6 separate regions of the Homo sapiens genome follow, and regions 2, 3, 4, 5 and 6 are each linked to region 1. The links are chromatin loops, found by intact Hi-C in ENCODE. Cell type or tissue: PC-3. All regions are shown on one strand. Each heading gives the region's core, and the rest is flanking DNA. Links, peaks and the distances in the headings are about the cores only. Region 1 holds the start of CDH10 (cadherin 10). Region 2 has its middle 280 kb from the start of LINC02899. Region 3 overlaps CDH10 (cadherin 10). Region 4 has its middle 200 kb from the start of CDH10. Region 5 has its middle 170 kb from the start of LINC02239. Region 6 has its middle 300 kb from the start of LINC02899.

Region 1 (5,409 bases), core at 216-5,215:
AAAGATTAGGCAGAGAAGACTGGCTCGCGGACATTCCAAAATGATGAGCGAGGTATGCACTCCTGTGACAATAAGCAACAAGAGAAGGGATTTGGAAAATCAAGCCGAGAAAGTTCCCTGAAAGCAAAAAATAAACATTTAAAATCACAACGAAAAATCACTCTGGTAACATATCAAATCTGGTTGCAATTTGACTTGGCGCTCTGATAATACTTGGATTTCGGTAGTCTGGTGTAAGGACGGTGCAGGAATATATATTCCAGAAGAACTATCTTTTTTTAAAAAAAATTGCAAGAAGCAGTCCTGTTCCTGAGATTGTATTACGGACACAGGCGGATTAGATTGGGCTGATTACCTTAGCCTTGAAACAGAGAGTCTTTCTGCCCTGCGGGGGAGGGGACGCCTTTCAAGCAAAGCCCTCCTCTCGGATGCGCCCTCCCCTCGCATTCACTTGCAAATCGCTGTGTGCTCGCAGAAGCCAGCACTTCCACAGTCTCTAACCTTCCCATGGCGAGTGCTGCAGCTCTATCAGCAGAACCTTTCTCTCCGTGTGAGGAAGAGCTTTTTTCCCCCCTTTCCTTTTTTTTTTTTTTCCTTTCCCCTTAATCAGAAGCACTGAATGAAAGCCAATCAGAGAGAGCTCGCCCCCGTTTTCTTCGGTTCCCTGCTGTCCAGAGTTAAAAGTGATGCTGAGAAAGAGCTTGAGTTAGATTGAAGTAGAATCAGTGATAGAAAATAACAGCCGAAAACAAACAAAAAGGGGACATAGTGACAATTTCTCCTGGGTTATTTTGGCTGGAACCAACTTCCATTATCCAGAAGCTGATAAAAAAGGTAGGAAGACTTCACCTCTTTCTTTTAACTCCGTTAAGGTATTATATATTCCTCCACTTGAGGGGTGGGGGGGGAGAGGGAGGAGATAAATGTTTGTTTTTAAGTTGTGTTTAGCAATTATTTCAAAATAATTATCTTTAATACTTAAATAAGCATACAACTCTATATATTTAATTCTAGAAACAACTGCTTCGAATATCTATATAGGCAATGTAAAGCTGGATAAATTATATATTATGCTCAACAGTGGGTCATGATATTAGAGTTTGTGAATTCATTCACTTGGAACAAATGCTAAAAAATATGTTATGAAGTGAATTTGTCATGCCCAGACTTGTTCATTTTTATTTTAAAAATCAGTTCAAGAGATAACATTGTTACTGTGAACTCTAACATCATCTAACATTACTTTGCATTCCATATGAATGGATTCACTCTGCACTTATTCGTAGTCATAGTTCATTGTACGTTCAATATAAACAGAAATGACAGGCAGAAGACAGATTCCTTGAAACTGTCAATGGTCACTAAGCATCTACATAAATACAATAGATTGACATTCATCAGAAATAGAATAGGCAGAATTCTTATTTTCAATTTTATATCTGAGTCAGAAGTATTGGGGGGAGAGAGGTAAAGAGAGGGAGAGTAAATGCATGTAGTCAGCAGTTGCAGCATTTATTGTTTCTGCTGCAATAAAATCCATATTTTATGTGTTGTTAAATTAATGCAGCATATTGCAAGTATAAATGCATGTCCCCAACAAGTAACTATTGATAGCACTGTAACTATGGGCAAAAGCAGTAGTCTGAAATTGTTTTTATGCCACTAAAATAAAAACCTACTGTCTCCTTATTATGAAAAAAGGGGAGTCTACAGGTACAAAGACAAATATTGTTTTAAAAATGACCTATCATCTTTTGCTTTGAAAAAACAGATGTTTCCTATAATTGTGGTCCTTCATTCCTTCATTCCAGTGAAAGCTTCTATTATCCAAAACTGCACATCCATTACTTCTCAGCTCTTTGGAGATACATTATTTTTTCTCCTCTTTTTTTTTTTCTTGAAGGATCTGTATTAAAAATAATCTGTCCTTCTGATGTTGACAACTGTTATACTTCAATGCATATGTTAGTAGACTTTCTCCCTCCATACCATCCCCCTCTCTATCTTCCTTTAAAACGTAGCTACAAGAGCTTCTCTGTGGTGAATAACACTTGGCAAGAGTGTGCTCATTTTTTAGGTCTGGTATGGTGAGGATTTTTAATTAGTAGAACTTTCATGAAAACATTATGTCATTGACAGAGCCGTATGTTCATTTTTAGTTAAAAGTGATGAAGAAGAAAGAAAGAGGTTATGTCCTAGAAACACAGGTAAATGCTAAGTCGCATAGATAATCTGCACCCCGCTCCCCCGAGTGTACTAAATGTGGCACATATGTATTCAATGTGCAATGCATAAGGAAGTAATGGTTTATTTGGGGAGGGATGTGGTGAAGAGACTGGAGAGTGCACAGGTGTAAACAGCGTGGATCTGTGCCTTAGGGACACGTCAGATGCAAACCCATTCTGATGATAAAAATATAAAGAAATACTTCTTTCACTTTTTTTTTTTTTGGCTGTGTTATTAAAGTGTGAGTCAATGTCTGCTTTCATTAAATCAGATACTTCTTGGGTTTCAAATACTTGCTGTGAACAAATTGACTTCTCTGGTGAATGCATACGCCTTCCCTGACTTCAATCAAAGAATAGAATTTCATACACTTAAAGGTTTGGGGGAAAAAAAACAACAAACAAAACCAAAATCTCTGGGAAATGGGAAAAAAGAAGGTAAACTGTATGAGCATCCACCTACATATGCATATGTGTGAAGTCAATGGTTAAATTGTTTGGTACCTGATTAATGCTCTAGGTGATGTTCCTTGATGTTTATAGAAACTGTTTATTAATTAGAACAGTGCTATGCAGGTAATCAATTTAATATTTCATTGTTAGATTTTTACCCACACTGGGATTTTCTTTAAAAAAGAAAAAGAGAGGATACAAAACTGATTTTAATTTAGAGTGATATTTCTGACACGTTATTTACAAAGTTAGTGTAATCTGGAAGAGGTATGTTTTTTTTCTTGTTGAAAAATAGACTACTTGAAACTGGAAAGGTTAATTCCAAAATATATGAATCTTGCATAAAAAATAGGGTGAATTTCTTGACCTTTACTTAATTTTTTATATAAGCAAATAACTGAGGCAAAGTATATACTATCTGGGGGATTTCTGTGCTTATGACTGATTTCCTATGTCTCTTAACCTACTTTGCAGTAAGTGATAACACGTCTTACTGGAATATGTCATTTTTATACCAAATCATTCCACTAGGCTGCAGCACAGCAGCAGTATTGGCTCTGATGATGCTGAATCAGCAGCAAAGTGAACCATATTCTTGTTAAGTGTTATTATCAGTAATAGTGTTTCATAGTAAGCAATTAATACAAACCAGTGATGCAAACCCAACTATCTCTAGTGTAGCCCTTGGGTATTAAAAGCATTAGCCATATTATATTCTGATTTCTACTATGCAAATTACATTCTAATACTGCTGTCACATTAGAAGTACTTGTAAAATACTGAAATTATAAATAGAAAAACAGTAAAATTATTTATGCCAATTATAAGTAATTTTATGCAGATATTTGATCTCTAAATTTCAGGTCTATGTTTGAAAACTCTACTTTCAATTAACCCAACATATTATCTGGAATAGGGTTTCAAAAGAGACAACTTACTAACCATATTGTATTTAACAGTCATGTCTGGAATAGATTGAAGTTAAAAACCAAGTAGCAAGAAACATTTCCTCATCCTTCTTAAACGTATACTGAGCAATGGTAAAATTGATTAAGCGTTATACTAAGTACAATATATGGTTCATATTATGATATTTTAAGTAGTAAAAAGAAGCGTTCTCGGAATGACACTATAGATGCATATTTGAAAAACTGAAAGTTAGCACAGACAAATCTATTTATCTTTTCTTGACACTTACACAGACCAATGAGTTCACAAAAATATATTGTTTTGTCATAATTACAATAATCTGAAATCTACAGAAAAAATACAAGTCCTAAATTTAAAAGAAAATCTGCCTTTTTCCTTTCTAGTTGAAACCTTTGGATGATATTCACGGAGCATTCATATAATTTTCTGCATTTACCCCAATAAGTTCAACCTTCAAAATTACAGATTTTTTTTTCATGCATAAGAACAAGAAACAATTTCAAACAATTACCAAGCAATGCCTGTTTTCTAAGATAACAATATCAGCTCTGGGTCGCCTGTGCCCTCTTCTTTTCTGACTGTAGAGCAGTCTCACCTCACTTGACATTTTAGTATGAGCCCTTGAGCCCTTTTATAATCCATTTCTCCTGTCTTTCTTGAATAGAAGGGCACCTAAAGCGTATAAGTCCATTTTGCTTTTCCCATACCTTCTTGTCATCACTCACTTGAACTAACTGTAGACACATATTGTCAAAAAATAAGACCCATCACATTAAATTTGTAGATTTCTGGGAATGTATTATTCTTAATGAAATATTAACAATGATGAGTTGAAATAATCTGACCTGTTTAAAAATTATTAATACAACTTTTGCTTAACTCTCTTATCAATGCAACTTCTCACAAAAAAGTAACTCTTGATTTTTTTAAGAATGAAAGTGCTTTATTTTCATCAGTTTCTTTATATTTTTATCTGATTTCTTTCTGGCAATGTATGTGATGACCTATACACTTTAAGAGACATTGGTTAAACATTATGGAACTAAAGAAAGGGAAAGCTGCAAATTAAATAAGAAGGAATACAATAAAATCACATTTTACATCATTTTAGGAAATAAAATGTAGCATTCCTTCAAAATAATGCCTGCCTGTGGGAGATTGAAATGCCTTCATATAAAAATGCCTTTCAGTAAAGGGTTTCGTATCCTTAGAGAGTTTGTCAGAAACATTATAAGCACTTTACGAAATCACATGATTTCAATTTTCAATCTTTTCTTTTTTTTTTTCAAGAAAGTAGTCTTGATTCAACATACTCTATATGATGTGATGATATAAATTAAAGTTAAATGACATTTCAAGATTCAGGACAGAATTAAACAATAGACTATAAGATATAATACAACATTGCTTCACAACAGGAAATTCAGCAATAAATGACATTTCTAAACACTTCAGAGCCCTGCTGATCCCCATAAATTTAGCAGGTCATCTTCTCCCTCTCTCTCTCTTCTACCCCATCTCTCTTTCTGCAAATCTATATCTATTTCCATCTCCCTCTCTTTTTTCCTTTTCTCTCCTTCCTCATTTAAAACAATTACAAAACTCCTTGATTAAATTTCCCATGTGCTTTAAAAAAAATTGCCCTGTTGTAAAGTTATATTTCTGTAAATCTTGTGATTTTTATGGCCAGTATTCTATCATCTGCCACATTATACATTATATTTATTACACTATCCTTTGCATTATAGCACAAAGTATATGACAGTTCAGTTGGCTAGAATCTATTCTTTTAAATGAAAGC
Region 2 (5,409 bases), core at 218-5,217, 410 kb after region 1:
ATATAAATAGGAACTGAAACAATTTACAGAGAGGAAGTAGACGCTAAGTGTTATGGAATGAATATTTTGTCCCTCCCTAATTCATATTTGGAAATCCAATTCCCAGCGTGATGGCATTTGGAGGTGGGGCTTCAGGAGGTAATTAGGTCATGAGGATGAAGCTCTCATCAATGGGACTAATGTCCTTAAGAGAAGAGGCAAAAGAGCTAGGTCACTCTTTTCCACCATGTTAGGATAAAGTGAGAAATTGTCAGTCTGCAACCTAGAAGAAGGCCCTTACTAGAACCAGACCATGCTGGCACCCTGATCTCAGACTTTCAGCCCATGGCACTATGAGAAATATATTTCTGTTGTTTATAAGCCACTCTATCTATGGTACTTTGTTATAGTAGCCTGAAATGACTAAGACACTAAGTATACAATACATGCAAGAAATCAACTCACATGTTAAAGCATCAGGATATCCAATATGAGGCATTAACCAAGAGTGCCGCTCAAAAGATCATGTTTTTAAGATTTTTATTTAAATATTGTATAACACCTGGCCATAAGCGTAGGATGTAGAGCGTTATATCATGCATTTCTGCCAACAAGTCCATTTAAGTTTGTAAATTGTGTTTAAGAATAGAGCCAAATTCTAATTAGATCTGCTATATAGATTAGTTGTCCTCACACAACTTTGTGAGTATAAATTTAGTTCATGAATTCCAAGAGTTATATTTTGTATATGTGTCACTTGTCTCAATATTAAATCCAGTGACTAAAAGCATACATATCAATGTAATTTTTTATGCAAAGTATCCAGTGTAAGATAGTTTGGTAAGGGATCACACAATTAATTAGTTATATAGGGACTGAATTAATTAATGCAACCACTTCCTGTAACATTCCTATGTTGAAAATAGTTTTTAGAAATTTTTTGTTGTTTAAAAAGCTGTGAGCATTTAGTATCATAAAAAAGCATAGAAACAATAAAAGAAAACATTTTGCAAAAGAAAAAAGTTGACAGGATAAAGAGATTTTTTTCCAAATAATGTCTTTTTTTGTGAACAATTTTAACCATTGGAAACAGTATCATGCTCAAAAGAATCATCCTTTTATATTCTAACATTAAAAAGTAATATATATGTTATATATATGTAAGTTATATATATACACATGTATGTGTGTGTGTATATATATATATACACTTCCATGCATATATATATATATATACACACTTCCATGCATATATATACACACACTTCCATGCATATATATATATGTATACACACATATACACCTCCAAGAACTTTTAATTTCCAAATTCTAGAAAAGGCAGAGCAACAGCAAATTAGTTCAACAAAGACCTTATCAAAGAACACACAAAAACCAAATTCTATTTCCAGCAGCATTGACTATTTACCTAAATTACAATCATCAGAAAAACCAGCTGCAACTCTGCTCCTTAGATTTTTGCTCCAGGCAACTTAAATCTTAGAATTACTTCTGGTAAACGGATCTAGGAAAATGAAATGAGATATCTAATTGTTGAATTAAGCTCCAGAAAAAAAATGAAGTCATTTGGTAAGAGGGTATCTCCCACTAAAAGCTTATAATATCTAAATTTTAAAAGAATAACATCCATAAATCTTCTATGTATTTTCTTGTTTTATTTAATCATGTTGCTTGTTTGTTTCATTATGCTGCCCTGTGTTTATTGGGGCCTAGTATGCCTCCTCTCCTACCCCTGTTTCAGTCTTCCCCAGCTTAAGAATTTTCAAGGGTCTGCAAAATTTATTACAGAGCAAAGTCACTGGAGAAGCTTGTCAAAGATCCAAACTCCCAAGGCCTAATCCAAAGGGTCTAATTTAGCAGCTCTCCAGGCAAACCCAGGAAAGCTATTTTAATTGTAACAACCATAGCAACAAAACCAAAATTATTCCAAATGATTCTGATAAAGATAGTCTACTGGGCAACCTTTGGAGTCTCTGTCTTGTTTTTTCCAGGGATAATTTTACTTTTTATAAAAGAAATATAGTAATGCGTTTAAAAACTCAGGTAGCAAATAAGGGAGAATATAATTAATTAAGACTTTTCTATCTCCACATTTCTCCACCTGAATTTCCTCTCCCCATAAATAACTAATTTTAACTCTTGGTTTCTCTCTCAGATTTTCTGGTGGGTTCCTCTATCTACAAAATGATGTGTCTATACTTACTTTTTTCTTTTTATCTGTATCAATTCTCCTATGATTACTAAGGGTATAGCACACTCGAATTGCCAAACTTCTTCACTCTCATTTAAAATATTACTAATTTAGACCTCTATATTATAACCTTAACTCAATATTTAAAAGTAGTTAAACATTGTTCTGTACAAAAATTTTTATGCAGATTTTAGATCACTCTCATTTGTTTTGTTTTTGTTTCTACGTTGATTTGCAGGGGATTTGAAAAGCTATGCTCAAATTTCCATTATTTCATTTGCTTTGGAGGGCATGACTTTTTAAACAGAGGCAGTAAGCATTGCTAGTGACAGTCTTGGTAAAAGCACATAGGGGTTCTTCCTAACTCCTTACAAAATTACCAGAAGCAGTTATAAGACTGTGTGCATGATCCCTTACTAAACTTCGAGTGAAGTGGAATAGGTCTGATGTATTATAGATACTATGTGTCCCATTTATCTATGTTAACTGGCTAAATCTTTTGTGCCAGTATAGTACATAATTAACATGTCAGTATAAAACTGTTCACTACTTGGAAGAATAAATTCAAATTCCATTAAATAAGGATCATCACCACTTTAATGGTCTGCATGTTGCATTTTAATAGCCATATAAGTAACCAGAAAATTAAATAGGTCTTTTAACTAATATGTATTTTCACATTTGAGTGTACTCCTGGCATAAGATAACTGGGATGGCTGCAACTGATCAGGTTCCATTAATGTGAGATTGCTTGTGAAGTAGTACATTTTCTAATATCTCCTGTGGAAATGTTATGCAAATTATTTGTAAATGTGAAATCCTCAAGAGCAAAGCTACATTAACTGTTCCTATTGCAAAGGTATGCTCAATAATTTACAACCCATCAATGGAGGAATCGGAAATAAATTGTTTCGCTGCAGTTCCAAAACGCAGTAGAAATGTAAACAGCACCATCTTCTGGATTATATGAATTCTCATAATTGTTTCATAGGCTACTATACACTTGTTCAACGTTACATGTGTTCACTATATATTGTGGTTTTTAACTGTTAATTTTAAACATGACAATTAGATATAGACACAAACTCAACAATGTATGGACAAAATCTAAGCAGTTTTGTATACATTCATATAAGTACAGAATTATAACCCAAGTATAGTTGAGAATACAGTAAATAAAAATGTATTTTTAATCTTCATTAACTTCACTTTTATGGTCATTGTCAATTTATGAAGCATCTGATATGGGAAAAAAGCACTTAATAACTCAAACATTTCCTGGGGAAAGTAAAACAGAAAAATAGATAATCAATATATACACTCAATACTCTTATCCTAAAATGCAACTTCAGATAAATTATTGAAACTCTAATAACTGGGAGAAAGTTATTTGATCATTTCCCTAGCTCACTGATAATTAGCCTTAAGTTGATAAAAGTACTCAAGAATAAAAGTGCCTGCTAATAGTGTTATATTTTCTACTGAAGTGTAATTCTAATAATTTAATTTTACAATTTGCCAGTACAAGGACAATATTTGTGATGCCTTTATTTTTTTAGCTTACTGAGAATTTGAAAAGCGAGCACCATTACGAGAAAAAACAGAGATACAAGGATTAGAAAGACAGATAACACCAGAGTATAATTAGTAAACTATTTTACATGTATATACTCTGTCATTCATACCACAATAGCTCTTTGACTTTCTTCTGTGTTCTGTGGCTGAACCTTGTACTTTCTGCAAGCCGTTAATGTCTCTTGTCATCAGTTTATTTTCTTTTCAGTGCAGTTAGACCTGCCCTTTAAATACCACCTCCTTAGTCATCTCAATGAGATGTGAGTCCCTTCATCTATCTCAATCAAAAAAAAGCAAACCTTAGGCCAACCTAACCCTCTAGGCTGAATAATATAGGTTCAAATCATGCAAACCCCTGATAGATCCCACAAGGTCTCAAATACTGCCTTTCAATTCCCCTCCCTTCACCAATATTTAGTTTATCTCCTGTTTGTTACTGCAGATAACTCAAAACTACTCAATTAGATTTAAAGTTGTTTATGCTTCTTGCTTCCCCTTCACTTTGAGCAATACATTTATTTTGTAGAAAAATGTAAAACACCAGGTGTAAATTCCCTCAATATATTGCAATACTAAATACAAATTACCTACACCTGCGCCCATTATTTCATTATTTCCTTTCCTTAGGATGGAAGAATTGCCCTAAGTCTCATGGCAAAACCCTCCAGTTTGAGTTTGATATGTCTCTTCATCAAGCATATTCTCTTTATACTCAGATTCAGCTACATTCTCTTCCTTTCTCTCTCTTTTTCTCACCAATACACATATGTCTAATGAATAGCCTCTTAAATCTCTTCCACTACTGTAAACAACCCAACAAAATGTTGACCACCTGTAGAATTAGGAATTGTACGGAAAAAAATCTAAATTTGCTATCGTTAATGTCTTCCTATTTCATGATGCGCTAATGAAGATTTAACTAGTGACTCTGTGAGTGTGGTTTCGGTGTGAGTGTTGGTTGATAGTTTCATTTGTATTAACTAGTAAAATAACAGTGAAATAATGCAGCTGTATGTTGGAAATTCGTTCACTTGTCAATAATGCAAGTGATTTCTTTGCTGAATCAGAATAATATATCTCCCCTTTTTTGTTACTTAATATGTATGAGGCACGGACATAACACACTTTAAAATTTAATGTAAATTATCAATGTTTCCTTACACTCTTATGTCTGGGGATTCAACAAAATAAGTCAAGTTCTGACAGTTTGTTGTTTCATATTTATGTGAAGGAAATAGGCCCATCACAGACAGTTTTAAACTCCAGAGTGATGTCACTGAGTACAAAGTTGAAAAGACGGGTTCAGTAGCATACCGTTATATAATATTTCTACCACATAGGTATAATAGGTAAATAGTCCAAACACACAGATAATAGAGCAATATAGCAAAACAATTAGAAAGTATGGGTTTGAATATTTATTGGAATATATTTAATTGTTATTTTTATATTATTCAATTGTTATTATAATAAGTATGTTTAGTAATCAGCTCTCAAAATTCCTAAAAATGTAACAATCAGCTTTTGTGAACTGGAACAAATTGACTTCAACTTGTGTTGTCATAAGCTCAACAGTTTCACAAATTACATTGTTCCCACCTGTGGGTACTTTGATGGAGATGAAATAAATACCAAATATCTCTCCC
Region 3 (5,409 bases), core at 169-5,168, 110 kb after region 1:
TTGCTTCTAGGTTTTAGAAGAGGCTCTTCTTTAAGTTAATTGCCCAAAGGTTAGACTCAGTCACTAGTACAGTAGTATATGTACTCCTAAGCCTGTTGGCTAGCCTTAAGGGCATCTGTTGAAAAATAACCTAGATGGAATTTGTTCATGACACATGAACTCCTGGACTGGCATTTGCACTAGGATGGTGTGTACATTGGGCTGAGATGTCCACATGAAGGCATGCAAAGCTCTTTGATGTGATGAAGTGATTCTCAAAGCTTCAGTGTGGTTATGTTACAGGCTCAGGAAAAGAAGCAAGACACAGGCCTTGTATTGCCTTGTTCCTGCACAGAATTTGTCCTTGTAGGTTTTTAAAAAGGTAGATTTGACAAGGCAGGAGGCTAGAACATATTTTATTTTATAGTTCATTAATTTTATTTATAACTTTAAAATTTACAGACATGTGTTATGTAGATATCTATCTGCTCTGAGTACTACAAATATTTGTGGGGTAATCGCTGTCTATTGTATAAACCAAAAAATAATGTATGTTGTTTTTAAAGTAAGAACTTTGTCTCCTACAGCTTTGCTTGTCTTACAGTTCTTAAGACATTACTAATTCATCAACAAAAATATGATAGCTAATAACAAGTTTATAGCAGATTTTGTTTTGCACCATTTAAGAATAAAATAATCTTTCATTCACAGAAAGAGATGAGAGAGCAATGTTTACACCCACCTATCAAGACTGATATCTTATATCTGGGACAGAATTTATTTGCCCATAAAAATGAATATTTACCAAGCAAAGACAGGAGCTTGGTTTAATTTTATTACATTTTTTTCATTTAGAATAAAAAGTATCCTGATATATAAAAGGCTATTCATATTCTTTAAAGTGTATAAATGCGTGTGATCAAACTTATTCAGCTCTCATTTCAAGAAGTAGGATAGCCGACCCCGTTGCTCAGTGATGAGACATGAAAGACCTTCTGCGAATTCTTTCAGCATCCTGCACCTTTATACATGATCATGGATATACTCTTTTTTATTTCCCCTAGCTACATTCAGACCAAGATAAAGGAGATGGATCACTCAAATATATCTTATCTGGAGATGGAGCTGGTACTCTTTTTATTATTGATGAAAAAACAGGTGATATTCATGCCACAAGGCGAATTGATAGGGAGGAAAAGGCCTTTTATACTCTACGCGCACAAGCTATTAACAGAAGAACTCTGAGGCCAGTAGAGCCAGAGTCAGAGTTTGTGATCAAAATTCATGATATCAATGACAATGAGCCAACGTTCCCAGAAGAAATCTATACAGCTAGTGTTCCCGAAATGTCTGTTGTAGGTAAGTTCATTTACAGCGTTTATGATGGTATTCAAAAAGTGTTTTAAAAATCAAGAAATTCTTATAATAGTATAATCAATTAATTGAAATCCTCTTTGATTTGCTACCATGAGTACATATTTATTTATTTTTTCTTTTAGGAGACAATCAGAAAAAAAAAGATCAATGCAATTTACACTTCCTACAGATTTGTGAATCTTTATAATACATATAGGTAGACACTCTCCTCAAAAATCAAGAAAATATCATTGAACTTCAGTAGAAAATTGTGAAAATAATTTTTTTGTCCCTTGGATTCAGATAAAAGTTGTATAAATTTCTGATCCCAAATATAATATAAATACATTTAGAATACCATAGAGGTTATATAATCTTCACATATACTCTAGTCATAATTTACCGAAAAATTTCATCTGGAATATGTACTATCTACATATTTCAATTGAGGAAATTGATTAGAATTTTTTTATTAAACATCATAAAAAAATCCTATCATTATAATTATTATGTATAAAACTCTGCTGGTATCTTTCAACTTCTTTGAAATCTTATTTTCGAAAAAAACCAGTTGAAAACCTATGGTTAAATACATACTGATACAGAATTACCAAGTTAGATTGTGGAACCTGTAAAACATAAGGCATGAAAAAAGGTAGAAATATAACATTCAAGAAAGTAGAATTTCTCTTTTCAATGTACATAAATGGGAGATGTATCTGTAGGCCAAGAAAATTAAAACTGCATTAATTTTTTAAATTAGATATAGAATGACAGGCAATGAAAAGCATCAGAGAACAGTGATAACATTTTTAGAGTCATATTTTTGGATTTGGTAAGAGAATAGACACTTCTCAAATATGTGTGAAGTTGTTTAAACTGATTAAACAAATCTAAAGCTTTTTTTTACTTGTAACAGTTATAGTTGTACATTTTCAGACTCTACATTTCTCAAAAGCATTGTTCTGGGATTGTTATTTAATATTTACTTCATTAAATCCCAAGAACTTCTGGCAGTCATCTCACTATAAAGTCCTTTTAAATATCTTGAACTTTATTAAATAGATTTTAGTAGTTCATGGAACTTGGGATCATGTTGAATTGTTTCTAAATTTAGAATTTAATCTATTCATAAAATTGTATTCTAGAGCAGATGTTAATTATTTTTAGAGTTAATTAGTGGAGAGGGGGAAGAAGAACATACTTACTCCTGTGTGATTAGATATGCCCTTTACACAAAACAAATCTATTATGTGAAAATGAATTTCAATATCCAACTTGAGCATTTGTAAAGTGACTGTATTTATTATATTCTGTATGCTAGAATTATTTATTGCATGCATAAAAATAGACATGTTGACTAAATAAATATTATGTATTTGAACTCAGAGTTTACCTGTAATAACACTATATATCTACATATTCATCCAAATTATATATGAAAGTTTCTTTAAGAGGTCATGATTAAAGCCAGAAATCATTCAAGTCTTCAATGAAAACCAGTGCTTTTGCTCCTCCTTCTGGTACTGTGCAGAACTAAGCTGAATTTGGATACTTCAGGTACTTCTGTGGTGCAAGTCACAGCTACAGATGCCGATGACCCTTCATATGGGAACAGCGCCAGAGTCATTTACAGCATACTTCAAGGGCAGCCCTATTTCTCTGTGGAGCCTGAAACAGGTCAGGAATCATGAATTGCTGTTTGTTCATTTGATCATCTTTATGACCTTTATCAGTAGAAAGACCATGGGAGAATAAGAACAAAACCTTAACATTAATACTCACAGATGAGTGAAGACACAACACTTAAAGATATAAGAACTCAAAGTTAAATGATAGAGTGAACTAATGGAAACCTCTGTTTAGATATTTGAACATATAAGCATAGGCCACTCAAAGCACATGTGGTATTGCTAGGAAAGGGTAACACAATACAAATGATATTTCCGCAGAATCACTTTTATAATTTCTAGACAATAAAAACGAGTATCAAAACGTATCTTTCAAAAAAATCACTAGCTTAAAAATACTTTTTGTGGACTTAATAAAATAACAATGGAGATTTCAGTGAAGATAATGGAAGTTTTTTTATATTTTCTCAAGGTATCATCAGGACTGCTTTACCGAACATGAACAGAGAAAACAGAGAGCAATACCAAGTGGTCATCCAGGCCAAAGACATGGGCGGCCAGATGGGAGGCTTATCGGGGACAACCACTGTGAACATCACGCTGACAGATGTCAATGACAACCCACCACGTTTCCCCCAGAGTAAGCACCCTTTAATGGTCATTCTGCCGGGCAAAAGATTTAGAGTAAAAAAAGACAGACAAAGAAAGAAAAAGAAAAGAAAAAGCAATTGTCATTCATTTAATTTAAAACATATTGAAAATGTGATACAAAAGTAAACAAAAGGTGTACATGCTGATGAACTCACTGTTATTAAAAGATAAAATTGAATATTACAAGCATATTTCACTCAGAGACAGGAAGACCTATGATCCCAAACCTCTTCATATGTGAGCCTGGCATCTGTAATTGTAGTTTAAGAACTGTTTCTTTCAGCTAACAAAAGGAAACAATGTTTATTAGAAAACAAAGTCATAATTTTACAATAAATATGTTTGTTTCTGTTTCAAATTAAATAAAGGGGAACCTAAATTGAGGACAATTTTTTTCGACAAAAAATCTAATTTGACAAATTATAAGAACTAAGCCAGAAAGCACTGTAGATCGAGAACCTCCGAAAACTATCTGACTTGCATTTAATGTTATTATGTGTGGAGTGACAACCTTAGTATAACATTTTGCATTCCTGATCTATGCATAGATCTATTTTGAACTGACCTCTCAAATTCTTAAAATAGATTAGGAATAGGTAAAGAACCTTTAGCTCCTGACCATAGAAACACATGCATTTATTCTTCTTTCTTGTACAAATTTGGTAGATTACATGTCTGCTCGCATACTAAAGAGGATGGTATCAAGTCTCAATGGACACTCCCAATTTTTTGCTTTGCTAAAAGATCCTGTATTTAAAGATAGAAATTAGGGTCATTAGAAATGTGACACAAAAAAAAATATTCGACTACAGCCTATGTCCTGAATGTCCAGTATATGCTGAATATTAACCTCTGAATTGGTCCCCCCACCATTTTAGTTTGTAATTTACTTTAAATACCTTGTGATAAAGTATTAAAATTTAAAGGCAGTAGCTTTTTTTGTAATATTTATCTTTATATTAAAGGCCGTTGCTCAGAGGAATTACTGTCTAAGAATTAACAGCATTGTTTTGACTCTTTAAAAGCATTTTTTCTCTTTTCTGTACTATTTTTACCTAACTTTCATTATTAATAGTGCATGATTCAAATTAAATTGTTTAAAAGCATGTATTTGGAAAGATTTCAAAATTCATATAGAATTTTCTTGAGCACACTAATCACGTACCTATATATTTGTGACAGTTTTTGATTAGATATTTAACGTATGCCCATCAGGTCTGCTGCTGTGGTGCTGGGCTCCAGAACTCATAGGGCAAGGCATGTGCTTATGCTTTTTTCAATTAATTAGGTTTCAGCTCCAGGTTACCTTTAATATTGGTAAGAAAAATAAAACCAATAATAATCCTGCATATTTCTTAGAACAAGTTTAAAGGTGTGTGCTGTTTAAAATTTAAATTTCACATTTTACAAGTATTTTTGACCACCTCTTAGCTCGAGCCTTTTACCAGGAGAATGAACATGCAAATTCAGCACAATAAACCATAACTAATTAATTGCATAATCCACAATGAGCAAAACTATTACTGGAGAAAAAAAGTATTTTATCAGTAATAAATTTCCTTTGGGAGTAGTATTATATTTTACATTTTCAGGAATATATATACACATGTGTCTAAAATACAGTCCATTTACAAATGACACATTTAATAAGTAAATTAAATCTACCTCCAACTCCGAATGTATAGTACAATACATTTAGAGGATTTTAGATCATCCCATATCTTGTCTCATTATTATTATGACTATTATTATTGTTATTATTATTATTATTTTTGAGAGTGAGTCTCACTCT
Region 4 (5,254 bases), core at 255-5,254, 200 kb after region 1:
ACTTGTCCAAGTCGTTCTTTGGTCTCTTGGCTCCCTCCCAGGTTGTGGGAAATATTTTTTCTATACAAATCTTGATTTTTCTCGTAACAAAAGTATTGAAGAAAAAACAGTTAAAAAAACAGATTAAACAAACCTTAGTGGATAGTTCAAATGTAGTAAATGGGGGAAAGAGAAGACACAAAGAAGACTATGAAGTTCCTTATGGGGATATTGGAGAAATATGGTTGCCACTCCTTGAGCAAAAGAAACAAAGACTCAAAAAAGAAGCATATTTTCAAATTAAAATTATTTTATTTATTAAATCAACAAACCATGCAAAATATGTATGCAAAGTGCAGGATATTCAATGGTTAGTGTGAGCTTGCACCATGGACAATAGAAAGGCAGGGATTTTTAAAGCATTGGGATAAAATAATAAAGTGAGTAATACATACACCCCATGAATAGAACACAGTGGTATTTGAAATAAAATAGATGCAGCAATGAACTTGGAAACATTTGTTGTCAGGTAATGTGGGGAAATGGATTTGGAAGAGCTAGACCATTTGGGTTCCTCACATTCTTGCTCAGAACCATCAGTAGTGGAACTTGATCTTGGACTGGAGCAGTGAGGGCCACCCCTTGGAGTAAAGACATAAAGAAATGTTCTTGAGAGCTAATTATTCCCAGGAGGGGGGAACATCTCATACCCAGAAGATATGGCCCTGGTACATACCTGCCCTCCATACATTCTGTTCATTTTATACAACATCTGGGATCATATCATGACAAGGCATAATAAAACTGGAATGGGGTTTGCATATCATCATAATAATAAATAGAATGAGAATCACCAAATATTACAGAAAAATTTCATAATGAGACCAAGGCAACAAATTTAACTAATATAATTAAACAGAATATAGATAATAAATAGAAGATGTTAGAATGAATATAATAAAAAGCTTCAGAGAATTGACTTTGAGTATTTTATCTGTAAAAAGAATTAAAAAATGAACTTGGAGATTGAATTTTTATCTTCAAAATAGTGCAGATTTTTATTGGATAAAGCATATTGTGTAATTTTAAAACACTGTCTTCTTTTAATGGAGAAAACTTACAAATAAAGTGGTTGTCTTTGCCTCATAGCTTCTTGAGGGTGACCTTTCTTTCCAGTGAAGAGCATGCCTAAATATCTTCAAAATAATGCTGATTGTATAAGAGAAAGAAACAGACCTTCTCTGCAATACAATATCAAGACATTCACAATTTTCTTGACTTTGAACTTTTGACTTTTTTAAGACTATATATGCTTAGTTAAAACAAGCAAAACCTTGTAATTCATGCAATTGATTTTTTTATGTGAAAATTACCCAAAGGTATAAGAAAGGAATATTACGTTTTATAATGGCATCTAAAGTCCGTCTTGGCTTGTTGAGCTTACAGAGTTCACATTTCAACTTGCATTTCTGAATATGATTATGGTATTAATTTCTCTTTTGCTGTGTGTGAGTTCTTTGAGGTTAGGCGTCATTTTTTCTTTTGTGTTTTTTCACAGAAATTGTGTGTGGGACCTACCAAACAATAGACATTCAGTCAATGTCTTATGAATGAATGAAAAAATGATTATTTACAAACTTGTTTAAAATTCTTTCTTTTTGTCAACAATTCAACATCTTCTAGAAATGAGTCTTTAAAAGAGTAATTATCTTATTGTGTTACTTTGTGACTTGAAACAATTTTTTAAAGAAACAGTGTTATAAACCAGCTGTAAAGTTAGCTCCAACTGGAAAGTATGTGGGAAGCAGCCTACTTCAACATTTAAAAAAAATATAGACAAAAATGACCTCTTTCGGCCTGGGGTGGTGGCTCATGCCTGTAATCCCAGCACTTTGGGAGGCCAAGGCAGGCAGATCACCTAAGGTGAGGAGTTTGAAAAGAGCCTGACCAACACGGTGAAACCCCATCTCTACTAAAAATACAAAAATTAGCAGGGCGTGGTGGCACGTGCCTGTAGTCCCAGCTACTCCGTGGGCTGAGACAGGAGAATCACGTGAACCCTGGAGGCGGAGGTTACAGTGAGCCGAGATCATACCACTGCACTCCAGCCTGGGCGACAGAGCGAGACTCTGTCTCAAAAAACAAACAAAACAAAACAAAAAAACCTCTTTCTTACATCGTGCTCATCCTTGTCCAGTTTCTTTCACATATGTGATTTCCGAAAGATTGTTCCTTTGAAATTATTAGGAGATTGCCTGACATCTAGTGGACACCCACTAAATGCTTGTTAAATTATGCTGTGAAAGGACAAGAGAAGGAAAGGAGGGCAATGGCAGCTGAGAGTGTAACACAACTGAAAATGCCCCAAACTATAGCTCAGTTAGGGAGAAGGGGCTGGCATCTTAGAAGCTTCCTGAGGCATTCTCTAAGAGGAGTCTTCTGAATTTTTCAAACTAAGAGGAGATTCAGAATAAGACACAGTAATCTAAATATCCACATACATCTTAAGAATAGAAAAATTTAATAAAAAATATAGTTAGGATTACATTGGTAAATATTTAATTATAATTTGTACCATACACATATAAGTTAATGACAATATAAAAGATAAATTGTGAAGTTTTAGTCTGACTAGAATGCATTTTGTATTTTATGGACAGTAATTGAGTCAGCAATTCTTTGCTTATTTAGAGGCTGAAAATCAAGAATACTCACATTATAAAAGGAATCAGTAAAAAAAAAATAGGTGAATAAAGAAATAAACATTTCACTTGGAACATATTAGGTCAGGTGTAACTAGATCATGAAAGGCGTTAACTTAGAATATGCTGTATACTATTTGAAACAGCTAAAAATTATTTCCTATGCTTCTTTGAAAGTGATGGATATAACTTTACACATTTGTGCATTTTTAGTATTTACAGTGGCATTTTTAATGAAAGATAGTGAACACTCCATTTCTCTTTCTTGAATTTTACACACCAACATTATTCAAATTAAAGTCCTTTATAAAAGATAACCCGATGTGTATACTCAATGTGTCTTCATTACTCAAATTCACTGTCTATCCATTCATTTTTGGCCTGAGACCAGGTACAGGCACAAACACGATAAGAAGGTGGCTCTCACTGAGAGGAGAGAGCTTGTGTTCAGCAATTGGTGTGGTGCCACAGTGTAAGCTGCCAAGCACAAGCACAATTTTGCTGGACACCTGTGTGCTCCTGAAAGAATCTGACCTAGTTGTGATGTGGCCCAGTGCCATAAAGGCAGATGGAATTTCAGAGCCTTAAAATAAAACATATAAATCAGCTTTCATGTGGAATTGATCTCCCTTCAAAATAATATCAAAATTCATGTAAATCAGTTTGAACAGAGGATGCATGCCCTTTTAAAGTTGTCATTAACTAAATTTCAGTCACTAGAATTAGTATCAATGTTGGGGTTATGTAATTTTAAATGTTAACCCAATGTTATATGACAATCTCAAAATGATATTAAGGAATCATCTAGTTTTCTGGGATTAAAGAAAAGAAAAACGAAGAAGCAACAGAGTTTAGATGCCAAGGAAAGGAAAACGTAAAAAGTCTAATTTACTTGGCTATTTTAATATAAGAAGGAAAATGAAATTTTTTTGAAAAGATGAACTTAGCAATATAATCAATATTGATTCTTTGTCTTCCCCTTTGTTGTTTATTTTTAAACTTCATTCAAGTTACTGCATAATCACCCTCCTACTAGAAGCAGACATAGAGGAGAGAATCCAGGTGAAAGCTCTGTCTAGTAAGAGGCGGCATGGCCCAGGGGTGACATATTCTGAGTATGAAGTCAGATATCCAGGTACTTGGATGTCAGCTCTACCTTCCACTGCCTCTTGCACATTTGACACATTTTAAATGAATCACACCAAATCTTATTTTTTAGGCCCTATTGTGATGGTTAATTTTATTTATCAACTTGGCTAGGCTATGGTGCCCAGTTTTTTTGTCAAACACCAGATGTTGCCATGAAGGAGTTTTTTTTTTTTCTCATGTGATTAACAATTATGATCAGCAGACTTTGAGTAAAGCAGATTATCCTCCATAAGGAGAACCCCAATAAGTTGAAAGCTTTAGGAGAAAAACTGAAGTTTCTTAGAGAAATAATGCTGCATCAGGAGAGTAACAAAGAAATCCTGCCTGAGTTTCCAACCTACTGCCCGTCTTGAAGATTTCTGACCTGCCAGCCACCATGATCATGTGAGCCAAACAATTCCTTAAAATAATTTCTCTTTCTCTCTCTCTACACACAAACACACACACAAGACACACACACACACGCACATACATACATACATACGTGCAGTTGACTCTCCAATATTATAGGCTTTATTTTCTTCTGCCTTTGCAATCCCTGAGACCGCGAAACCAACCACCCCTTTTTCTCTTTGTCCTCAATCTCAATACTCAATGTAAAGATGAGGAAGATGAAGACCTTTATGATGATCCACTTATACTTAATGAATAGTAGATGTATTTCCGCTTTCTGATTATTTTCTTTCTTTCTTTCTCTCTTTTGAGATGGAGTCTCACTCTGTCACCCAGGCTGGAGTGCAGTGGCACCATCCCAGCTCAATGCAACCTCCACCTCCTGGGTTCAAGCGATTCTCCTGCTTCAGCCTCCCAAGTAGCTGGGACTACAGATGCGCGCCACCACGACCGGCTAATTTTTTGTATTTTTAGTAGAGACAGGGTTTCACCATGTCGGTCAGATGGTCTTGATCTCTTGACCTCGTGATCCACCCGCCTCGCCTCCCAAAGTACTGAGATTACAGGCGTGAGCCACCACGCCCAGCCTCTGATTAGTTTCTTAATAACACTTTATTTCCTCTAGCTTACTTTATTGTAAGAATACAGTATATAATACATATAACATACAAAATATGTGTTAATTGACTGTTTATCTTATTGGTAAGCCTCCCAGTCAACAGTAGGCATTCATTTATTTATTAGTTACATTTTTGGGGTGTCAAGAGTTATATGCAGATTTTTGATTGTACAGGGTGACAGTGCGCCTAACTTTTGTATTCTTCAAGAGTCCACAGCAAACTAATACAGGAGTTGAAAACGAAACACCTCATGTTCTCCCTCATAAGTGGAGTTGAACAATGAGAACACATGGACACAGGGAGGGGAACATCACACACTGGGGCCTGTTGGGCGGTCGGGGGCAAGGGGAGGAAGAGCATTAGGACAAATACCTAATGCATGCGGGGATTAAAACTTAGATGACGGGTTGA
Region 5 (5,409 bases), core at 108-5,107, 360 kb before region 1:
TATGGTATATACACAAGCAAGTGCCTACAATCAGATTATGTTATATACACATACAAATGCCTATTAATGGTTTGCGTGTATGTACACAGGCAAATGCCTATAATCAGGTTTCGGTTTTTGCTTTCCCTAATAAATCTGACTACAACATCGAGGAATAATTCTTAGAAACCATTGCAACTTCTGGAACTTTGACAAGATGCTGGGTTTGCTACCATAAACCATAAACCCCCGCCCCTTTTTTTTTTTTTTTTTTTTTTTGAGACAGAGTCTCGCTCTGTCGCCCAGGCTGGAGTGCAGTGGCGTGATCTCGGCTCACTGCAAGCTCCGCCTCCTGGGTTCACGCCATTCTCCTGCCTCAGCCTCCCGAGTAGCTGGGACTACAGGCACCCGCCACCATGCCCAGCTAATTTTTTGTATTTTTTAGTAGAGACGGGGTTTCACCATATTAGCCAGGATGGTCTCGAGCTCCTGACCTCGTGATCCGCCCATCTCGGCCTCCCAAAGTGCTGGGATTACAGGCGTGATCCACCGGCCGCATAAACCACTTTTAACCACAGTGACACACTGGTATGTCCTATTCTAAATTTCACCAGTATTACTGATTGTACTCATATCACAACTTAGAAGCCATACAAAGCAGAATCTGTTTATTGAATCTGGCTGACTCATCCCAACCCGCTTGTCCTATGTTTCAGTTTAACTCATCCGAATCTTGTTTTCAAATGATTGTGTTCTTACTCAGAAATGACAGTTAAGAAAAAGTAATAATGCTGTTAAAAATTAAAAGAAAAACAATCCCTTGTGCTATGAGGACTCAATCTAACCTTGCTCTAATGTTTCTAACTCATGGTTTAATAATGCCCCCAAAACTATGTACTCCAATATAATATTCTCACCTGTGCTCCATCAGGACTTATTTTCACCCGTGGAGGAGATCACCATCCATGGGTCTATAAATGTGTAAGGGCATGGAATTATAAATAGCACTGTCTCTTAGGATATTTGGCCACCACTCTCTGTATGTATAGCTTTGAAGAAACTCAACAGTGGACTGGTTTCCTCAAACTTTTCCGTAGACACGACCACCAATGTATTTTAGACAGAGATTCTATTTCGAGGAAAATCTGTTAATTATCTACCTGACCATCAAGAAAATAGCTCCATGAATTTTATTGGAAGAACAGTTTTTCCTTGGTGGGGTGTTTTTTTTTTCGCATGAACAATATTTAGAAATATTTTTGTAAGCTCGGGAAATATTGCTGATGAAACTGCTGCCTCCACTGCAGCTCAAGAAAAATCTGCTGATTCGCTGGCTAAGGTTGCTCTAGACAATCACATTGCCTCAGATTATATATTAGCTAAACAAGGAGGCATACGTATGGTGGGAAATACTTGTTGTGTATACATACATACTTCTTATGAAGCAGAAATTCATCTAGGAAAAAATTTAAGAGAAGCCATTTGGTTACAAGTCTCTAAAGAAGAACCAAAATTGAATTTTCTTCATGTTATTTTTTAGTCGGCTCCCTAATGGATAGGTTCTTTGTGTTGTTCTGGCCTACAAAGTCTCTTTCCAATTGCAATTCATGTTTGCATTATATTTCTACTATTCAAACTGTTGGTGCTACGGATAGCTCATTGCATTACTTCTTCCAAGAAAACTAAAATCATGGTATTCCAAAGACTAGAGATAATTCAAGTGACAGCAGCTATATAAATCAATGACTTGAGCGAGTCTCATTTTTGTTAATCTGTGATGCCATCTCAATTCAGCCTTAGGGTGCACTTGAAAAATACCTAATTGAGATAGCTTCTCTTCTTCCTTGATGTGGGACAGGACTATCCAGGAGTGAGCCTTTCCAGCAATGAAGGACAATTTGGCACTTGAACTTTGATAATCAATGCTTCCGAGAAGAAAGATTTTGATCAAAAGAAACTTGAGGAAGAAAAATGAGAAAAAAAGAAGCCTTTTTTTTTTAATCTGAGGAATTTAATCCCTTTTAAATTATCAGATTTGGAGAAGCATTTAAAATGTGAGTAGTCACATCTGCCTCCCACCTGGAGCTAAATAATTACCTCTTGAAGCTACTTGCTATGTGGGCTCCAGACTAAGAAGTGCTAAGTAGCTATAAAATGCCATGCACTGGACATCATAACTCAGGCCCTACAGTTCAACAATGTACACCCAATCACTAATCATCCTTTTTTCTGTAAACCAATGAGAACTCCTGTCAATCAACTTTGTACCAGACTGCTCTTCGTCCTCCTTTGCCTTTAAAAATCTGCTTGGAGCAAAGGTCAAATAGATCACTTCCCTAGGCAATTTGGAAATGTGTCCTGAGCATCTGTTCTCACTTTGTTTCAAGTAAACTCCTTAAAATGATATTTTATGCTGCAGCTTTTTCCTTTTAGTTCAACACGTCTCAGTAAACATTTGTAATATTCTGGAAGTTCAGAAAGATACAATTATGAGTTCTTCCATTTTGTAGACTGCTCTTGGATACATAATTAATTCATTTGAAAATAGTAATAAGATAATTAAAAGCTAAATTCTGAGTCTATGGTAACAATTTCATAAGGAACACAAAGGAGAATTTTTGTAGTTGGCCCATCAAAGCCGAATTTGAAGGATGCTATTTGCCAGGCATCAGACCTAGAGGATATTATGTAACTTCTTTCTGAGTTTCCTCATCTGTGAAGTGGTTGTAATTATTATGACCTCCTCAAGGATATTGTGAGGATTAAATAATATACTGTACATAAACTTGTCAGACAACTTTGGCACATAGCCAGCATTCAGTAAAACATAAATGTTATTTTTATAAGACTTGAGATGGACTTAAAAATATATTACGAATTGGTTAAACATAGGGAAAAGAGAAGGAACTCCAAGGAGAGATTGACTCATGCAAATAAAAGCTCTTAAGGACTGCTGCAAACCAAGGAGACAATAATTCCAGTAGAGGGTGCAATTGGAGAGGAAGGGAAACGAACATGAAGAAATGGGGCATCTCAGATTTGGATATACAAGACAGCTGAGCCAGAGTGCTTACATTTCACAAGATTGGTGATTGTTTTCCAACATTTCTTTTAAGTAGAAAATAAAATCACAAGGTTTAAGGAGGGTTGTTATCCTGGCATTATAAAGACTGTTTGCATATTTCTAACTGTAAAAGAAAGAAAAGAAATATTATAAGACTTGAATAATTGGTGCAGACTGTTTCTTTGAACAAGCAGCCACACTATTTACCCTGAATCATGAGTCCCTTAATTGTGGGTTGTGACTTTGTGCTAAAGGGCAGACTGGTATGTTTTCTCCTTAACTGTGAAATTCTTCACTTTTATTATTTCTCACTTGCACTTTAAAACCCTGTAAATGTTATATTATTACACTATTATGTAACACAATAGCTGCTATCTCTCCCTTCTCTATAATGATCTATGCAAGGCATCTTCTGTCAAATAAGTCAGGACCTCTTGCCAGACGAGAGTGATTCATCAAAACTGCTGAGCTTTTTCATAATCGTTATTCTCACAGTGTATTACAAAGGGCCATTAACAGCGTTTAATTTTTCAGATTGGGTACAGCATGGCAACTTTAGTTTATGTTTCACTGCTTCTCTTTGTAAAGAAATCAATCGTTTTAAAACTGAACTACTCATGACAAACATGCTAGATTCATTAGCATCTGCCCTGGTTGTCTGTATGGAGGTTATATTGCAAACCTGATTTGCATTTTTATCTGCAAGGAGCACAAGGTTTGAACTGCCTAAATGTTTACTTAATTATTGCTCCCATTCTCTTCCACACCTATTTACCTCAAGCCCTCCACAAGCAGAGAGCAAGACTAATTAGTATCTAATTGATATTTTTTCAATAGTGAAAGAGAATCACTTTCAATACAAAGAATATCAGTATACGCTGTAGGGAACACTTAATCAGTCATAATAGCAAATATGGGAGTATTTGTTAGGTTTCCAAAATGATGTATTTTAATTAAGAAGCACCTGGTTGTCTCTACTAAATTTTACTTCTTAAATAGGAAGAGTTTATACCACTCATTTATTTTTTTACACCTTTCCTGGGAGATTATTTTGCAATCACTGAGGTGTTGCAGATACAAAAATGAATAAGATAAGATTTCTCTCAAGAAACCGTTAACCATGGGAAAATCAGACTCAGGAAAAAAAATAATGCAATTACAAGGGATGATAGATTTGTACTGAGTATGGTGGAATCGCAGGAAACAGCAGACTAATTCGGTCTGAAGAGGTCAGGGATAGATTACTGGAGGAGATAGCACATGAGCCAAAGAGAGTGCAGCTAATTAGCCATCAGACTGAAGGGGGGATGGAGAAAAGACATTGAAGTGAGAGAAGAAATCACAAGCATAGCTAGCAATGTGGGGAACATATTCCAAAATTGTATTGCTGAGTATATTTCATGGAATACATTCAAGTTGCATGGTATTTTTCACCATTTACCACCATTCTTTAGATAAGTTTATTTACAGAAAAGTGAAATGTTTCCATAACTTTATATAAAAGATGTTTACATATTAAGTAAAATAAAAATAATGTATTTTGCCTTTCAACAAAGATTACACATGAACAACATTCTTTTGTAAATAATTTTCTGTGCTCCCTAAAGTTGAAATGACCTCCACTGCTCACCTCAATATGCACGTCCTTGAACTCAGAGGACTCTATATATATATATGTATATATATATATATGTGTATATATATGTATGTGTATATATATATATACACACACACATACACATCTATATCCATATAATGGATATATATATATAGATGTGTGTATACACACACACACACACGCGCGTACTGAGTAAACAGTAAAGAACACACGTACTGAGTAAACAGTAAAGAAATGCATTGATTCCAGAAGAGGGTGATATTGGAGAGAGGAGTGAAACAAACTTGAGGACTTGCAATCATTACAGATCTGAACAGACATGGAAAATGAGCTTACATTATTAGACCTGAGAAAATTACCAATTGGTGGCCAAAGTTGATTCTTGACATTCATATTTACCACAATGAAGAGCAATGGTTTTGTGTCTGTAGTGATATATCATTTGTTTCATATTTTTAAAATAATAAATAAAATATAATTTTTTAAAGAAAACATTTAAAGGCCCTAAGAAATATAGAAGTCCAACAGCCAAAGATCGCCAAGAACACTACTGTATTTAAAGTTAGGCCTAGTTATGTATCAGCAGCAAAAGCAGTAAAAATAAGTCAGAACTCAGAACAAGATACCACCCAAATATAGCACCTTAATATTTTAAGTATTTTAAGCTGAAGGAAGCTGAGAAAACCACAGAAGCAGAAATGTCTCTCTGAGCTTCTCCTGTTCCCTCTCTCCTGAAGAGAGCAAGCAA
Region 6 (5,409 bases), core at 183-5,182, 400 kb after region 1:
AATTCTTATGTGTAATGTTAAAAGTGTAGGTCATTTCCAAATTACAAAAAAAAAAAACCCTTACATTTAATTTAGTTTTACATTTAAAATATCTGATGAAGTTTTTGTTACTATGTATCCCTCTTTAGATTATATTCTGAATTGATTAATTTAGAATATCCAAGTAGTAAATTAAAATTTGCCAGAATTCCATTAATTACATGTAATGGACTTACAGAGATCAAAATTCAAATATGGGTACTGCATGACCATTTGTGTTTAATGCTATGATATGGTTTGGCTCTGTGCCTCTACCCCAATCTCATGTTGAATCGTAATTCCCAAAGTTGGGGCACTGACCTGGTGGAAAGTGATTGGATCATGGGGGTAGATTTGCCCCATGCTGTTCTCATGATAGTGAGTGAGTTCTCGCAAGATCTGATGGTTTAAAAGTGTGTGGCACTTCCCTCTTGCTCTTTCTGTCTCCTGCCAACATGTGAAGAAGGTGTTTGCTTTCCCTTTGCCTTCTGCCATGATTGTAAGTTTCCTGAGGCTTCTGGCTATGCTTCGTGTACCAGACTGTGCAACTGTGAGTCAATTAAACCTCTTTTCTTCATAAATTATCCAGTCTCTGGTAGTTCTTCATAGTAGTGTAAGAAAATTGGTATCGAGAGCTGGGTATTGCTTTAAAGATACCTGAAAATGTGGAACTAACTTTGGATCTAGGTAATAGTCAGAGGGTGGAACAGTGTGGAGGGCTCAGAAGAAGACAGGAAGATGAGGAAAAGTTTGGAACTCCCTGGAGACCTGTTGAATTGTTGTGACCAAAATGCTGACAGTGACATGGGCAGTGAAGTCCAGGCTGAGGTGAGCTCAGATGGAGACAAGGAACTTATTGGGAACCGGAACAAAGGTCACTCTTGCTATGCTTTCACAAGGAGACTGACAGCATTGCAACCCTGCCTTAGGCATATGTGGAACTTTGAATCTGAGATAGATGACTTAGGGTATCTGGCAGAAGAAATTTCTAAGCAGCAAAGCATTCAAGAGATAGCCTGACTGCTCCTAACAGCATATGTGTTCACAAAGAGATGGTCTGAAATTGCAACTTATGTTTAAAAGGGAATCAGAGCATAAAAGTTTGGGAAAGTTGTAGCCTGACCACGTGGGAGAAAAGAAAAGCCCATTTTCTGGGTAGAAATTCAAGCTAGCTGCAGAAATTTGCTTAGTAAAGAGAAGCCAAATGTTAAAAGCCAAGACAATGGGGAAAATGTCTTTAGGGAATGCCAGAGACCTTCAAGGCAGCCCCTCTCATCACAGTCCTGGAGGCCTAGGAGGAAAAAACTGGTTTTGTGGGGTTAACCCAAGGTCCTGTTGCTCTGTGCAACCTCGTGACATGGCACCCTGTGTCACAGCCACTCCAGCTCCAACTGTGGCTACCGGGGCCAAAGCACAGCTCAGGCTGTTGTTTCAGCAGGTGCAAGCCCTAAGCCTTGGTAACTTGTATGTGGTGTTGAGCCTGCTCTTGCACAGAAGGCAAAAGTAGGCACTTGGAAGCCTCCACCTAGATTTCAGAGGATGTATGCAAATGCCTAGATGTTGAGGCAGTCTGCTGCAGGGGCAGAATGCTCATGGAGAAACTTTACTAGGGCAGCACAGAAGGGAACTGTGGGATTGAAACCCCCATACAGAGTTCCCACTGGGGCACTGCCTAGTGGAGCTGTGAGAAGAGGGCCATCTTTCTCCAGAATGGTAGTTCCACCGACAGACTGCACCATGTACCTGGAAAAGCTGCAGGCACTCAACACCAGGCCTTGAACACAGACACAGGGGATATACCCTGTAGAACCACAGGGGCAGAGCTGCCCAAGGCCATGGGAGCCCACTTCTTGCATCAGCTTGACCTGGATGTGAGACATAGAGTCAAAGGAGATCATTTTGCAACTTTAAGGTTTAATGACGGCCCTATCGGATTTTGAACTTGCATGGGGCCTGTTGCCCCTTTGATTTGGCCAATTTCTCCCACTTGGAACAAGTGCATTTACCCAATGCCTGTACCTCCATTGTATCTAGAAAGTCACTAACTTGCTTTTGATTTTACAGGCTCATAGGTGGAAGGGACTTGCCTTGTCTCAGATGAGACTTTGAACTTGGATTTTTGGGTTAATGCTGTAATGACTTGGGGGACTGTTGGGAAGGCATGATTATGTTTTCAAATGTGAGAAGGACATGAGATTTGGGAGGGCCCAGAGGTGGAATGATATGGTTTGGCTCTGTGCACCCACCTAAGTCTCATGTTGAATTTTAGTTCCCAGCGTTGAGGGAGGTACCTGGTGGGAGATGATTGGATCATGGGGGTGGATTGATCCATTTTTAAAATGTTCAGTTCATCATTTCACCAGATTATTTGATAACTGCTGATGACCACTGCCTATTTCCATGTGTTTTAATGAAGGATTATAAAATAATGACTTTCTAATCAATTTTCTTGAATCTATCATTAACCATTCTTCTTTTAAATATAAAACAACTATGCTTCATCAATGTTGTCATAGCATTAAGTACAGTCAGTTGAAGAGAGGCATGTACACAATAAACTCCTTCTCTTTACTTATACTTACCCATTTCAGAAAATGGTCTTCCAGCAATCTTTAAAGACTTTTTGCATCTGTTTTTTAATTAAAGATTTTTTATTTGTAATGCATTATTTTATTTTAATGCTCAAATTGTTCCACTTACAACTAGTAGGAATTCTCTGAGAAAACCAAAATCAACTGAAACAGATTCCCCTCCTCCCCAAAAATCCAAAGAATGTTTTAGTCATCATATTAAGAAAACACAGCTGCATTAATAAAGTCAGTGTAAAATTTGATTCGTTTTCTGAAATTACATTTAAAAATGTTTGATAACTTGATGTTCAAATAAAAAGAGATATTTCAGACACATTGACTGATCCAAATGTTTAGTGTGAGACTGTAGATAGTTGCCTTTCTTATAATTAAACTTCTTATCTAGTTAAAGTATCAATCAGATATGTCAAATGTGCCAAGTTCCAATGACTGTTGTTATTGAGAGTTTGAAATCTGAAATTTTCCCAGTGGTCCAAAAGTAGGATAATGGTCCTCTTGCTTAGGTATCTGGACAAAAAAAAATTTCTTTGATAACCAAAATATGGAAAAAATATGGAAAAAAACAAAATATGGAAAAAAATCTATGATCATAATCCAAATCTTCATAAGGCAGTACACATCGTTTTATATTTCACTCACTCTTTTTTATGTACTATCTCTATATCTAAGCAATTGGGCTTCTTATATGCTGCTCCATAGAGCTTTGGATATAAAAGTTTGTAAGTAAATGATCTAGTATGTCTTGAAGTCAGGTGACTTTGTAAAGCAAAAATTATTGGCAACAAAATAAACCCAGTAGTTATATATCACTGTGCACATGTTAATCCATTTTACTAATTACTTTCACTTGCATCAAGTAATTCTAGGAAATATAACAGCTTATTCAGAGAAAAATCTTAATAGAGACGGTTTTGAGAAAACACTACTTTCCCTTCTTACCCTTATCTCTATGTCCCGCATAGATAAGTCATTATGAATAAGATCTTTCACTACAGCTTGTAAAAGGGTAACGTTTTATTACTTTTAAAAAAGTTAATAGTTTATATCTTCAGTTAGGTCATCAACTAAGTGCTTGCTGTTAGAAAAAGAAAAAAATGTTCATAAATATCTTTCTAATTTTTATCTAATACATTTTAAACTATACTCAGAAACAGCATTTTTGAGTTAGATGAGGTGGACCGAGGTCCAGAGCTGCCACTTATTGAATTTATGGTCTCTGTCAGATCACAGGACTGAACTATTTTCCTCATCTTAAAATAAATATAATATAGGGCCTAATTCAATTCTTATTATGAGAATTTAACAGGATTTTATGAATGTGTGCACAGGCGCATGTAGATGTGTGTATTACTTATAATCATATCTAGTAATAAATTCTTAATAAACATAATAATTGGTATAATTATTATGATCAGTAAGAGTATTAGCCTATCAGAATCTTAAATTTATCCTTACCAATAATGTGTAAGAAAAAGTAAAACTAGCATGTAGATCCCATTAATTTTAAATTTCTTTTATAGAGTACTTTCTTGCAGTTGCAATATTTTTTTCTAGTTATGAGTCACTTCCCATTAGAAAGGTTAAAGCTTAAGAGGTAGCTTAATTGTCTCAGGCCATAGAGGTAACATTTATACCCCTATGCGGTTATTGTTAATGATGTTCTGTTAACTCAAATATTTCAAAGCAACTTGTAAACATATATTTTCAAGGAATATCTCACATACCAGAAGGATGAGACTAATCTTATATTTCTTTCATTTACTACTAGTACTTTTTGAAACTGAAGTCAACCTTTAAAGAAGGCAATTAAGTTATGAGTACAAAGGAATGTACACTGCTCAGAGATCCCTAAAGTACTTAAGCATAATGAGGAAATTTGGTGATGATGGAGAATTTCACTCATTTATCAATTACTCCAATGGCCATTCTAATTATTTGGATGCACCGATTTAAATTATAATGAAAAAAATTCATAACATCAAATCCAGTGGCAATGTGATTTCACTCTGTACCAAGCAGTCTATCATAATAAAGCTGATATTCTGTTTTCATGGAAAGTACTATTTCAAATTATTTTTGATTGCATATCATACCTAGTATTCTGAATTATTAAACTACTAATATATGCACACAGAGAAGAAGGTTTATGAAGCACATCAACGTGGGTGGATAATAAATGTTGCAGTATTTTTTATTGTGATTAAATAATCATTGGCCCAGGAATCAGTATACTGATATTTTAAAATCACAAGTTACAGAAAATAAAATGTCCAATGTGTTATGCACCGTCAGTACAATAACATGAAGTAATATACTAATATCAGTCCCATACAAATGATTCCTGTCAAAACCACACCCTGTTAGCCTTCTCTGTCCTGATTACCTATCGGGTCTCCCTGCTTCTGAACTTGTTATTCTACCCCTATCTCTCAGCTGCTAGTTATCTTTTCAAAATATAAGATAAATCATAACATTTAGCTTTCAGAACCATCCAGTAGCTTTTTGTAACTCTCCAAAATCAAAATCAAGTCTTTAATATAGTTTTGAAGACACTGCATGACTGAGTTTTCCTCCCTCCACCTCTCTAACTGCATTTCCTGCTATTGTTCTTGAATATCCTCAATCTTCTTGCTCTTCCTGACTCCAAATACGAGATGGTTCAATAGATCAGTTCTTCCAGGTTCCTGGTCACATAACACTATATTTGAAAGATCTTCCTTGATCACTTTATAAAAACTAACAGTCTACCTTGCACAGTTTATCTCTCTTATCATTTCTATTTTTTAACCTTAACACATTA

Evidence for each region. Hi-C counts contacts between places; a loop is a spot of excess contacts. Peaks named below come from ENCODE experiments on the same cell type or tissue, not always from the same donor. Only the 100,000 strongest peaks of a DNase experiment are listed, where the experiment ranks them.
Region 2: a loop joins it to region 1, with 15 times the contacts of the local background. A loop is called at or near these places in 13 of 110 quality-filtered maps.
Region 3: it touches region 1 in a loop (11-fold over the local background); 2 of 110 quality-filtered maps call a loop at or near these places.
Region 4: it touches region 1 in a loop (8-fold over the local background); 24 of 110 quality-filtered maps call a loop at or near these places.
Region 5: it touches region 1 in a loop (8-fold over the local background); 8 of 110 quality-filtered maps call a loop at or near these places.
Region 6: it touches region 1 in a loop (4-fold over the local background); 13 of 110 quality-filtered maps call a loop at or near these places.

What each region holds. Positions count from the first base shown.
Region 1 is chr5:24,640,019-24,645,427 of GRCh38, reverse strand. It overlaps CDH10 (cadherin 10), which reads left to right and starts at 450. Exons shown (of 12, transcript NM_006727.5): 1 at 450-834. LOC124901174 (a long non-coding RNA gene) reads right to left here and starts at 719. Exons shown (of 2, transcript XR_007059125.1): 1 at 356-719; 2 at 1-117. RefSeq lists an enhancer at 158-753. In PC-3, for the core only: a CTCF peak has its summit at 3,203; a DNase peak (open chromatin) is centred at 3,207; H3K4me3 peaks cover 586 bases.
Region 2 is chr5:24,230,826-24,236,234 of GRCh38, reverse strand. No RefSeq gene overlaps it. Among named protein-coding and RNA genes, the nearest start is that of LINC02899, 280 kb to the right of the region's middle. In PC-3, for the core only: CTCF peaks have their summits at 2,942 and 3,143 (motif pointing left); no DNase peak of the experiment used is centred there.
Region 3 is chr5:24,533,309-24,538,717 of GRCh38, reverse strand. CDH10 (cadherin 10) reads left to right here. Exons shown (of 12, transcript NM_006727.5): 3 at 1,044-1,338; 4 at 2,896-3,015; 5 at 3,439-3,606. Among named protein-coding and RNA genes, the nearest start is that of CDH10, 110 kb to the left of the region's middle. RefSeq lists a silencer at 104-398. In PC-3, for the core only: a CTCF peak has its summit at 2,838; no DNase peak of the experiment used is centred there.
Region 4 is chr5:24,442,523-24,447,776 of GRCh38, reverse strand. No RefSeq gene overlaps it. Among named protein-coding and RNA genes, the nearest start is that of CDH10, 200 kb to the left of the region's middle. In PC-3, for the core only: CTCF peaks have their summits at 2,032 and 2,231 (motif pointing left); a DNase peak (open chromatin) is centred at 2,226; H3K4me3 peaks cover 696 bases.
Region 5 is chr5:25,004,491-25,009,899 of GRCh38, reverse strand. No RefSeq gene overlaps it. Among named protein-coding and RNA genes, the nearest start is that of LINC02239, 170 kb to the right of the region's middle. In PC-3, for the core only: a CTCF peak has its summit at 2,947 (motif pointing right); DNase peaks (open chromatin) are centred at 659 and 2,949.
Region 6 is chr5:24,244,853-24,250,261 of GRCh38, reverse strand. No RefSeq gene overlaps it. Among named protein-coding and RNA genes, the nearest start is that of LINC02899, 300 kb to the right of the region's middle. In PC-3, for the core only: no CTCF peak of the experiment used is centred there; no DNase peak of the experiment used is centred there; H3K27ac peaks cover 624 bases.